Regions from separate parts of the Homo sapiens genome. Here region 2 is linked to region 1. The links are chromatin loops, found by intact Hi-C in ENCODE. Cell type or tissue: endothelial cell of umbilical vein. All regions are shown on one strand. Each heading gives the region's core, and the rest is flanking DNA. Links, peaks and the distances in the headings are about the cores only.

Region 1 (5,375 bases), core at 376-5,375:
GTGGCACGTGCTGCATGCCTGGCGCTGGCTCTGTGCTGGAGAGGACAGCAAATGCAAGATGGGCTAGTTCCTGTCCTCAGGCAGCGTATGTCTTGTGGTTGGGGAGGAGAGCTGAAGGGAGACTTGATCTCATCTCATGGATCAGGAAAGGCTTCCCCAGGGATGTGGCAATCAAGGCGAGACCTAAAAAATGAGTGGGAGATCCACGGGTGAAGAAGGGATGGAGTGGGGGAGGCACATGTCTCAGGCAGAGTGTACTGAATATGCAGAAGCCCTGAGGTGAGTCTGTGCTCCTTTTCAGAACTTAGAATAAAGCTGTGTGTGGTGGCTCGCACTTGTAATTCCAGTCATTCAGGAGGAATGGAGGCAGGAGACCAGAGGTTGAGGTTGAAGTGAGCTCTGACTGTGCCATTGCACCCTAGCCTGGGCAACAGAGTGAGACCCTGTCTCTTAAAAGAAAAAAAGAACTTAGAAAAGGCCAGAGTACTGTGACAGGGCAAGCGGCTGGCATGAAGTCATTAAGTGAGGGAGGAGAGGGAGCTGAACCTGGCCTTGCAAGGCCTCAGAAGGCCATATTAAAGATTGTAAAGGTTTTATGAAAAGGAGTGATACCAAATATGCATCCTTAAAAGACCGCTTGGGTGGCTGTGTGGAAAATGGATTCGTAAGGGTGGGGAACAAAAGAGTGTATAGGGAAATTCGTGTAAGGTTATTGCAGGCAGGAGATCCCGGTGACTTAGATTGGGGTGCTGACCGGGTGGAGAGAGAACCGGACCAATTGAGCTAGAAACTGGATGTTGCCTCCGTGGCTGGGCGACGGGTTGGATGAGAAGGGTATCAGGGTATGCCCGTTAGGCTTCTGGTATGAGGAACTGGGTGGATCATGGTGCTGTACTCTGAGAAGAAGGACACTGGAAGGGAAGAGGGTTGACTGCAGGTGTTGGGTAGCTGCAATACATGAAGCCACATTTGTACGTGTTGCATTTGAGGTGCTTTCAGGAAGCTCTGATGGAGATGTCAAAGAGGCATGGAGATCTGTGAGTCAATCTCAGAAGAAGAACTGGCCTAGAGATACACTTGTAGCCATCTGTGTCTTAGTAATTGAAGACTTGGCATGGACGAGATCCAGGGAGATAGCCTCGGATGGTGTCCTGAGTAACACCGCGTTCAGAGAGCAGGTGAAAGCACAGTTGCCCCACAGTCAGCCCCAGTCCCTTCCCCTCCCTTCTCTCGCCTTCCTCCGCCAATCTCTAACTGATGGACAAAAATCTTTGAGCGGTGGAAATAAGGACTGACCATTGGAGATCCCACACACTCCTTGGCTGAAAGGTGGAGTAGTCACAAAGTGGAACCTCCCTCCTTCTCTGCTTTGTCCCTGATGGCACCAACAGGCACCAATATTTTATATCACTTTATTTCAAAAATAGGTAAAGTCAGGCTGGGCATGGTGGCTCACGCCTGTAATTCCACCACTGTGGGAGGCCATGGCAGGCAGATCACTTGAGGTCAGGAGTTTGAGACCAGCCTGGCCAACATGGTAAAACCCTGTCTCTACTAAAAATACAAAAATTAGCCAAGCGTGGTGGCGTGCACCTGTAATCCCAGCTACTCAGGAGGCTGAGGCAGGAGAATTGCTTAAACCCAGAAGGCAGAGGTTGCAGTGAGCCGAGATCACGCCACTGCACTCCAGCCTGGGTGACAGAGTGAAACTCTGTCTCAAAAAAAAAAAAAAAAAAAAAAGATGAAGTCGGCTGGGCATGGTGGCTCACACCTATAATCCCAGCATTCTGGGAGGCCGAGGTGGGCCGATCACGAGGTCAGGAGATCGAGACCTTCCTTGCCAATATGGCGAAACCCCATCTCTACTAAAAATACAAAAATTAGCCAGACATGGTGGTGCGCACCTGTAGTCCCAGCTACTTGGGGGGCTGAGGCAGGAGAGTTGCTTGAACCCAGGAGGCGGAGGTTGCAGTGAGCTGAGATCGCACCACTGCACTCCAGCCTGGCGACAGAGCAAGACTACATCTCAAAAAAAACAGGTAAAGTCAAAAAACTTAGCCATACTTCCTCATTTATGGTATTTTGTGGTTGTATCCACATGCTCTTCTACTCGTGAACAACAGGAGAAAATGAGCCTGGGATTCTTGTTCCACATCTTTGTCTATCACCATCATCATCGGTTTGGGGATTTGCAGCCGCCTGGGCATTGGGCTTTCTGAGCTGGGGCTTTTGTGTACAGCTGAGCGAGCACTCACGTGTTGCTCACCATCCCAACACCGTTTGACCCTTGCTCTCCCTCTTGCTCACAGGAAGCCTTGGAATCCTGCCAGACTCGCATTTCTAAGCTGGAGCTCCACCAGCAAGAGCAGCAAGCTCTGCAGACAGACACCGTGAATGCTAAAGTTCTCCTGGGGAGGTGCATCAACGTGATCCTGGCCTTCATGACTGTCATCTTAGTGTGTGTGTCCACCATCGCGAAGTTCGTCTCACCCATGATGAAGAGTCGCTGCCACATTCTTGGCACCTTCTTTGCCGTGACTCTTCTTGCTATATTTTGTAAAAACTGGGACCATATCCTGTGTGCCATAGAAAGGATGATAATACCAAGATGAAGCCACTGGTTCCTGCCTTCAAGTTCTTTCAAGTTTTTATTTTAAAGAAAACTCTGTGCATACTACCAAATTTTACAGTGAATGATTGTGCGGACTCGTGTGTAAGAAAAACTAGGACTGTGTGGTGTAAATAACTACAATTCTCTTAACTCCGTAGCAGTTGCCAACTCAGTCCTTGTACTTCGTTAACACGAATCTGTTTCAGAGCTCTCCTACCTTGCTCACTGCCTTAATCAGACCGATTTCCTGCCCACCTGACCAGCCCAGCGTGGTAAACCTCTGTATATTGAGACCTTGGCATAATTGGTGATCCTGAAGAAAGAGGTCTCTCTCCTAAGTCTCTGTCAGAATTGAGCTTCACAATTGCTAATGGTTGTTTTCTGTGAGTCCTATAAAAAGCAAGGATATGCATGATTCAGGGAATGAAGAATCACAGGCTTGGGCAGTGTTAAACACTGTGGCCTATGGTCCCCGTGTGATCCACCCTGCTTCTCTCCAGGGGACCATAGGTCCCGTCATGTACTCAGTGTCCACAGCAGTCAGTCGTGTATGACCCTGTAACGTGGAAATCTTATCACACACCTGTTATCCAACAAGTCTACCTGAGGGGTTTTGTTACACTTTAAATGGGAAGGCATAGGGATTTATGAATGGGGCTTTCACCTTCTCATACCCAGGCAACCAACACCTGATTTTGTCTCAACTGGCTAGCAAATGCCCAGCCTTCAGAGTGTGCAGGAATGTTTTCAAATCCCTCATCAGACTGTGACTTTAACATTAATTTGGAATCCTGTGAGCACTACTCTGAAGGTTTGTGTTTTGGCAAATCTTTTTTCTTTTTTGAGACAGGGCTCTGCTAAATATTGCTCAGGCTGGTTGCAAACTCCTTGCTTCAAGGGATCCTCCCACCTCAGCCTCCCAAGCAGCCGGGACTGCAGGCACAAGCCACCATGCCTGGCTGTTTTTTGGCAAATCTTGATTGTGATAAGCCCCCCTGGAGGATATGATTCACTTTATGTGATTCATCTTATTCACAGGTCTGTGAGGGACTGCAAAGCTTACTCAGGAAATGAAAACAAATGATGGTCATGTTGCAGTTTTTTCCTTGAAGGACAACCGAACCATAGCCTCTAAAGTTCAAGTGCACTGAGGTGTCGGAACGCTGAAAGCATGAGGAAACGAGGACGTAGGGTGTGACTGAATGGTGGCTAGATTAGTGGGAGCAGTTCACCTGGATGAAGATTGAGAGCATCGTCTTTGAGAAGTGAAAGACTAGCAAGAATAAAATAAATTAAGTCCAGTGTTTGAGCCAAGGTTGCCACCTGTCTCTTAACATCTCACTGAACATAAGTCCTGAGGTATTAGGACGACCATACTGCCTCTGAGCTGAAAACATTCAAAAGTTCACATCCCTGTTTGGGGGATACCATTCACCGCCTTCAGCCCAGATGATACTTTCCTTTAAATCTGTGTCTCTGTGTGTATAACAAAGAGGAAGATGGAAACAATGTTCATGGAAACTGCTGTTGAGCCCCTTGTCCCACCACTCCCGCCATCTGCTGCAGGCAGGAAGGCATGTGAGTGTACGTTTTCTTCCAGGAGACATCAGGTCCCCCTGGATTCAAATTAAGTGCAATATTTTGCAAACAGCTCTTCTTAGGGAAATCTCCTGAAGGAAAAAAATGTGACAGAATGTTCCATAGTCTGAGAGAATGGAATCGTTGAGCATTTAGTACAAGTCCAGTGTGTGTGAGCGGGACTTAGGCAGCTCAAGCTTGCTTTTTTTTTTAAGCGTACAATTGAGTGGTTTTAGTAAATTCACAAACTTGTTCAACCATCACCACTATCTAATTCCAGACTCACGCTTTTTTAAACAATAAATGTCATTTCATGAAATCTTTGGTGATAAAGTATTTTGGATTCAGAGAAGAGCTCCCTTACCAGTCCCACCCTGATCTCATGGCTGTCTCTCCTTTCATTGTCAGACTCCCCCTGGTCTACCGCGTTGATGTGTATACACTGATCTTTCAAGTCTGGGAGACAGATAAGGAGGCCAGGTGCAAGGCAGGGAGGCAGAGAGAATGTTGTGCTTCCTTTAGCTTTTGTATTTCGATGGCCAGCATTACCCTTTACCTGTGGGCATCAGACTCAGCGTGGGCTGAGTGCTGAGTGTAACTTACACTCCTAAATCAAGCTGGGGCCTGGGTGGGCCCCTCTTGGTATCTGTGAATCTTTCCAAGCACCACTTCGGACACACCAGGGATTGAGTGCTGCTGTTAGTTTAGAGAAGGAGAGATGTCTAACCCTTGAGGTGAAGGGCTCTGGGAGGGTCCAAGAAGACGTAGGCTTCATTTTCACACCAGCCCACACCATTCCAGTGCTCAGCCTAGCAAATGTGCTTTAATGCACACTTCTCAGACCTGTGATCCGTGTATCTTCTCCCCAGTGACAGAAGTAGAGAAGAGAATGGAAAGCAGCACACTCCGTCCCCTCTAGTCTGGAGCTGTTAACAGAATCTGCTAGAAACTAGCTTTATTCTAACATACCGTAGGATCTAAATCCTCCTACCTGGATCATGAATTCCTTTGAAATAATTCATATTTTCATTGACTCTCACTAAATGTCAAATAACCTTGTTTTCACTTGGATAGGCTCAACCTACCTGGCATATTTATTTTGCAGTCTTGTTGAAAGTTCATGAAACTTTGTACTTTTTAATAAGATGATACACTCGAAGGAAACTTTTAATCTCTGCAGTTTATT
Region 2 (5,375 bases), core at 213-5,212, 51 kb before region 1:
CCTCTCTTAAAAGGTTCACGCATGTTGTAGCATGAATCAGTACTTTATTTCTTTTTATGGCTGAACAATATATTTTTTTTTAATTTTGAGACAGAATCTCACTGTAGCCCAAGCTGGAGTGCAGTGGTGTGATCTCGGCTCACTGCAACCTCTGCCTCCCAGACTCAAGTGATTCTCGTGCCTCAGCCTCCTGAGTAGCTGGGACTACAGGCGTACGCCACCACGCCTGGCTAATTTTTTCGTTTTTTAGTGGAGACGGGTTTTCACCATGTTTCCCAGGGTGGTCTCAAACTCCTGAGCTCAGACGATCCACCTGCCTCAGCCTCCCAAAGTGCTGGGATTACAGGCATGAGCCACCATGCCTGGCCATGGCTGAATAATATTTCATTGTATGGATATGTGACATTTGGTGGACATTTGGGTTGTTTTCACTTTTTGGCTATGAAGAATAATGTTGCTATGAACACTTCTGTGTAAGTTTTTGTGGGGGTATATGTTTTTATTTCTCTTGGGTACATACCTAGAAGGAGTGTTGCTGGGTCATATGGTAATTCTGTTTAACCTTTGGAGGAACTGCCAGAGTGTTTTCCAAAGTGGTTGCACCAGTTTATATTCCCACTACCAGTGTATGAGGGTTCTGATTTCTCCACATCCTCACCAGTGCTTATTATTATCTGTCTTTTAATTACAGCCATCCTAGTAAGTATGAAGTGGTATCGTATTGCAGTTTTGGGTGATTTTAAAAATTTCTTTTAATGAAAGCAGTTGTTATAATCTTTGTACATGAAATAGGTAAATTTTCTTTAGCTGAGAGGCTGGTATAATTAATAATATAAATTATAACTTTTGTGGCTTGCCACATTCCTTCTTACTAGTCATTTCTTGAAGCTGGTTGTCCAAAACCAGGTTGGAGAAACTGTTGTGGTTTGCATGGCTTGACTTTTACTTTGCCGATGGTACTGCACATGAAAAGGCCACCCAGAGCTTCCTGGTCCTCCCCACCATGAGGTCCAGGGTTGGAAGGCTCTGGGCCGTGGCCCAACCTCTGGAAGGGTGTAATGGGTGCCTAGCCCACACGTGTTTCCTTAGGCAAGTAGCCAGGGCATTTATTCGGGATTCCCCCAAGGGGTAGCTGGTGTTGTATAGACGTGGTGGTAGTTGTACGTGGGTGTAGCCAGACTGGCCCCTGTGCCGGTAAAGATGGACACCGTGCTCTCTTTACAGCCAAGCTTTACAGGCTGTGAATTCGCTCCTGAAGAATAAGAAGCATAACAAAATGTACAACACCTGTGAGAGCAGAAATAAGTGCTGGTTGAATGAAGGAATAGCTCTGGCTTTGGGAGCCAGGCAGCATTCTAGCCTGGTAGCTTGAACAAGCTGCTTAAGTACTTAAGCTTTCTGAGCCTTGGTCCCTCATCTGCCAAACAGAGGTGGCATTGCCTCAGTTACAGGGTCCTGACGTGATGACGTAAAAGTGCCCAGCTCATGGTAGGCACTCAACAAATGTTAATTCTCTTCCCTTAAGTAGCTCTGCTCAGTCCACTCTGCTTAGTCTCAGATTTTTTTTTTTTTTCCTGCAGATTTAGTCCAGGTCCAGAACACAGGATTGATTGTATTGTTTAGAATATCTTTTCTTTTCAGAGAAATAATGAGCTCTTGGCAACATTAAGTATTGATGGAAATGAATATTGCAATTTGGCAGCTGCTGATTGACACATGTTTGCTAAACAGCTACTCAAATTTCAGAAAGCTTGCCTAGAAGAAGAAGAAAAGTAAGATATCCCAAGAATATTTTTTACCTTCTTTGCCTAGGTATTTATTTGTAAAATCATTTTCTTTGGAAAGTTCCAGCTGAAACATGAGCTAGCTTTGGCTGAAGAGTTCAGGTGAGCCTACATAAAAGATTAAACTTCAGTAAATACAGAAGTGTTGAGGTTTTTTTGGAGCCTCTTTGCCTTGTAATTTTTTTTTTTTTTTTAAGAAAGAGCTGGTCTTTTGGTCACTGGGTCTTTTTTTATATCTGCAGGGAAGTCATAGTAACAGGCTCCGTGTCTGATTGGGTTCCATGGCAACAAAGGGTTGTGACTTTATTAAAGGAGAGTTGAGCATGCCAAGAAAGATAAAAATCAGAGTATGGAAAATGTCCGACCAGATGAATGTGTTTTTTGGATCACATGTGCCCTGGACTAGAAAGGTTTCCTGAGTCGACATCAGTCTCCATTACAGATTTGAATCGCACTGGGTTATCATTAAGGTCATAGGGATCAGTGCTTATTTTAAAAAAGAAATCCATCTACTTCTTTGCTTTTACCCATTCATTCTTCCTTTTTTAATGTCTCGGTATATTTACAAAAATCAAAACAGTGATGGTAAGTACCTAACAAGAGAGGATTCTGGCTTTTCAAGGGAGAAAAGAAATATAACATATTCTTTGTGGAACTGATTATAGCTGTATGTTGTGAGATCGTGTGGGAGGGCCAATTAGAGGCAATTATATCTCGATTGAACTCTCCCTGAATTAAAGCTTGCTGGATGCTTTCCAAGCTTGGGGGGTTTGGTTTCCCATCCATGTTTCTCTTTGATGGGTTTGGAGATCCTGGTTTCAGGCCATGGGTGTGGAGTACTCCTCTCTCCCAAAAGTAAGGAGCAGGCTGTTGCCATAACCAAAAGTGTGTGGTAATTAGAGGTCTTTTGCTGAAGGTACTAATATTTGACCAAGAAATGGTGTGATCCGAAAACTTTGAATTGTCCTGTGTTCCCGCTTCACCTGGTTGTTAACTGTGTGGGGCTGGGTTTACTTTTCTATGAAATGTACAATTGTATATTTCTCCTACTGATACTGAAAGTGAAAGAATTCCGAGGGCAGGTTGACGTTGGACACTTTACCATGTCAGTCATCCTTTAAACCAGTGGTGCGTTCTGACATGCCCCTGGGTTCAGGCTTTATTAATCACTTGGGGCCTCTTCCTGGTGAATCAGAAACTGCACAGATACTGGGGCTCTCATGATTACACATAATATAACAAGCAGTATTGGTCTAAGAGGGAAGAATTAGCTCACCAGGTTTCACAGCTCCCAGCTATCATTAATCAGCTATAAGTCCTTGGTGAAATCACTTAAACTTCTTGGGCCTTGATTTCCTTATCTTAAAATGAGTTTGACCTAAATTGGTGTTTCCTAACTTTCCTGTTTAGATAAAGAACCTGGGGTACTGCAGAACCTCCAGTAGAGATTTCCTGATTCACTGGTCTGGGGAGTGGGAAAGATCACTGGGGCTCCATCCACTCTTAACAATTTGGTGTTCGGGATATACTGATCTAGCTCAATAGTTTCAAACTACTTGGACATAAGAATGGGGTGGAGGTGGGAGGTAGAAAGGCGGCTGTCAGATGCACAGTCCAGGTTCTGTCCCTGAGATTGCCTGAAGCTGTAGCTTGAGAAACACCAGCCCCAAAGGCTCTTCCACATACTGGTCCTCACTTCCTCGAAGGAGCCAGAAGAGCTGTGTCAACTGAGAGAGCCTGGTGGGTTTGCTTACCCGCAGTGTTAACTCTAAACCCCATATCAGTGTTTGAGAAAGTTACTTATTTTAAAATCTTAGAGTACTGCAATAGTTTGTTCATAGAATTCTCTGTGCTGTGTTTCTTTTGGATAACACAGCGTTTTCTAAGCATGGTTACTTTAGGTGTGCACGAGGCAATGCCAGCCACATCCAAATTACCTGTGGAGCTTGTTAAAAAATATACAGAAGATTCAATGTGTCCTTCATAGGGCCTGGGCATCAATCTTGCTTAAGACCTGAAGGATTTTGTGTTCTTTTTAAGGTTTAGGGCAAAACCTTACAAACTGACCCTACCCTAATTTCCTCAGTGAAATCGACTTTAAGTATAAACACGCATGTTTAGCACAAGGGGAATGGTTTACATTGAGCCACTTAGATTGTAGAAGAGTCAGCAACACATAAAGTGCCTTAGAGAAAAATACCCTGACCTGGTTAATGATTAAACCATTAACTGCTAAAGCAGACCCATTCTAATGTATATCTGGTCTATACAGTTTCTATTTGTGCCTAGTTTTTCTAGTTCGTGTTTAGCAAAGATTAAGTGATATTGTTTAATGAAGTGTTTAGTAGCTCTAAATGATAAAGGTTCACATTTTTTTCTATTAAGTAGCTTAAGTGTGAATTCATTTGAAAAAAAAAAAATTCCACAGGCCCTGCACAGTAGCTCATGCCTGTAATCCCAGCACTTTGGGAGGCCGAGGCAGATGGATCACCTGAGGTCAGGAGTTCAAGACTAGCCTGGCCAACATGGTGAAACCCTGTCTCTACTAAAAATACAAAAATTAGCTGGGCATGGTGGTGGGCTCCTGTGATCCCAGCTACTCGGGAGGCTGAGGCAGGAGAACCGCTTAAACTTGGGAGGCGAAGGTTGCAGTGAGCCGAGATCGCGCCATTACACTCCAGCCTGGGCGACAGAGCAAGACTCTGTCTCAAAAAAAAAATAATAATTATTAAAAAAAAAAAATTTCCACAGTACTAAAGGGCTTAAAGCAAAATTAAAGTGTCTTTTTCCAGCTTCTTGTCCTTTTCCCCAGAGATAGCAATGATAATAATGTTATGTTTCTTTTTTTTTCTTGAGACAGTCTCGCTTTTGTTGCCCAGGCTGGAGTGCAATGGCACTATCTTGGCTCGCCGCAACCTCCGCCTTCCGGGTTCAAGCGATTCTTCTGCCTCAGCCTCCCCAGTAGCTGTGATTACATGCACCCGCCACCACGCCCAGCTAATTTTGCATTTTTAGTAGAGACAGGGTTTCTCCATGTTGGTCAAGCTGGTCTCGAACTCCCGACCTCAGGTTATCCACCTGCCTCGGCCTCCTGAAGTGTTGGGACTATAGGCGTGAGCTACTGCGCCTGGCTGCAATGTTATGTTTCTTATGTGTCTTTACAGAAATAGTCTTGACACAAAATATACATATCTATTATTTATTTAACCAGTCGCCTATTGATATGCGATTTAAGTTCCTCCCAGGATGATGTTTTTTCATGTTTCTTTTGCTTTGTAATACTGTATTGAAAACTTGTGTACATTTTTCTCTATAACCATATTTAGATAAATTTCCAAAAGCAAAACTGTTAGGTCAAAGGGCATGTGCCTTTTAAATGAGAATAGAGGCAAACACATTGTCCTCCCAAAGGTTGCACCAATTTGTAGGATAAATCTTTTATTTTCAGAAGGATTCCTGGGCTCAGCTGAGTCTGATGCAGCAGGCAGCTATCCATGTCTACTAACCACAGGAAACTCAGGGGCCTCTGCCTGGAGGAATGACATGAGCTATGAGAAAGAGGAGAATGTAAAAGGTGTTTAAAGAGTTCAG

What was found. A loop is a pair of places that touch in the nucleus more often than their neighbours do. Peaks named below come from ENCODE experiments on the same cell type or tissue, not always from the same donor. Only the 100,000 strongest peaks of a DNase experiment are listed, where the experiment ranks them.
Region 2: it touches region 1 in a loop (2.9-fold over the local background); 8 of 110 quality-filtered maps call a loop at or near these places.

Annotation. Positions count from the first base shown.
Region 1 is chr12:94,568,672-94,574,046 of GRCh38, reverse strand. It overlaps TMCC3 (transmembrane and coiled-coil domain family 3), which reads left to right. Exons shown (of 4, transcript NM_020698.4): 4 at 2,310-5,375. The coding sequence ends at 2,612. It overlaps MIR7844 (microRNA 7844), which reads left to right and starts at 2,695; the gene lies at 2,695-2,816. In endothelial cell of umbilical vein, for the core only: no CTCF peak of the experiment used is centred there; DNase peaks (open chromatin) are centred at 2,306 and 3,656; H3K27ac peaks cover 2,466 bases.
Region 2 is chr12:94,619,424-94,624,798 of GRCh38, reverse strand. All of the region lies in intron 1 of TMCC3 (transmembrane and coiled-coil domain family 3), which reads left to right. Among named protein-coding and RNA genes, the nearest start is that of TMCC3, 28 kb to the left of the region's middle. RefSeq lists enhancers at 2,757-3,076, 3,417-3,536. In endothelial cell of umbilical vein, for the core only: no CTCF peak of the experiment used is centred there; DNase peaks (open chromatin) are centred at 2,128 and 2,958; H3K27ac peaks cover 2,689 bases.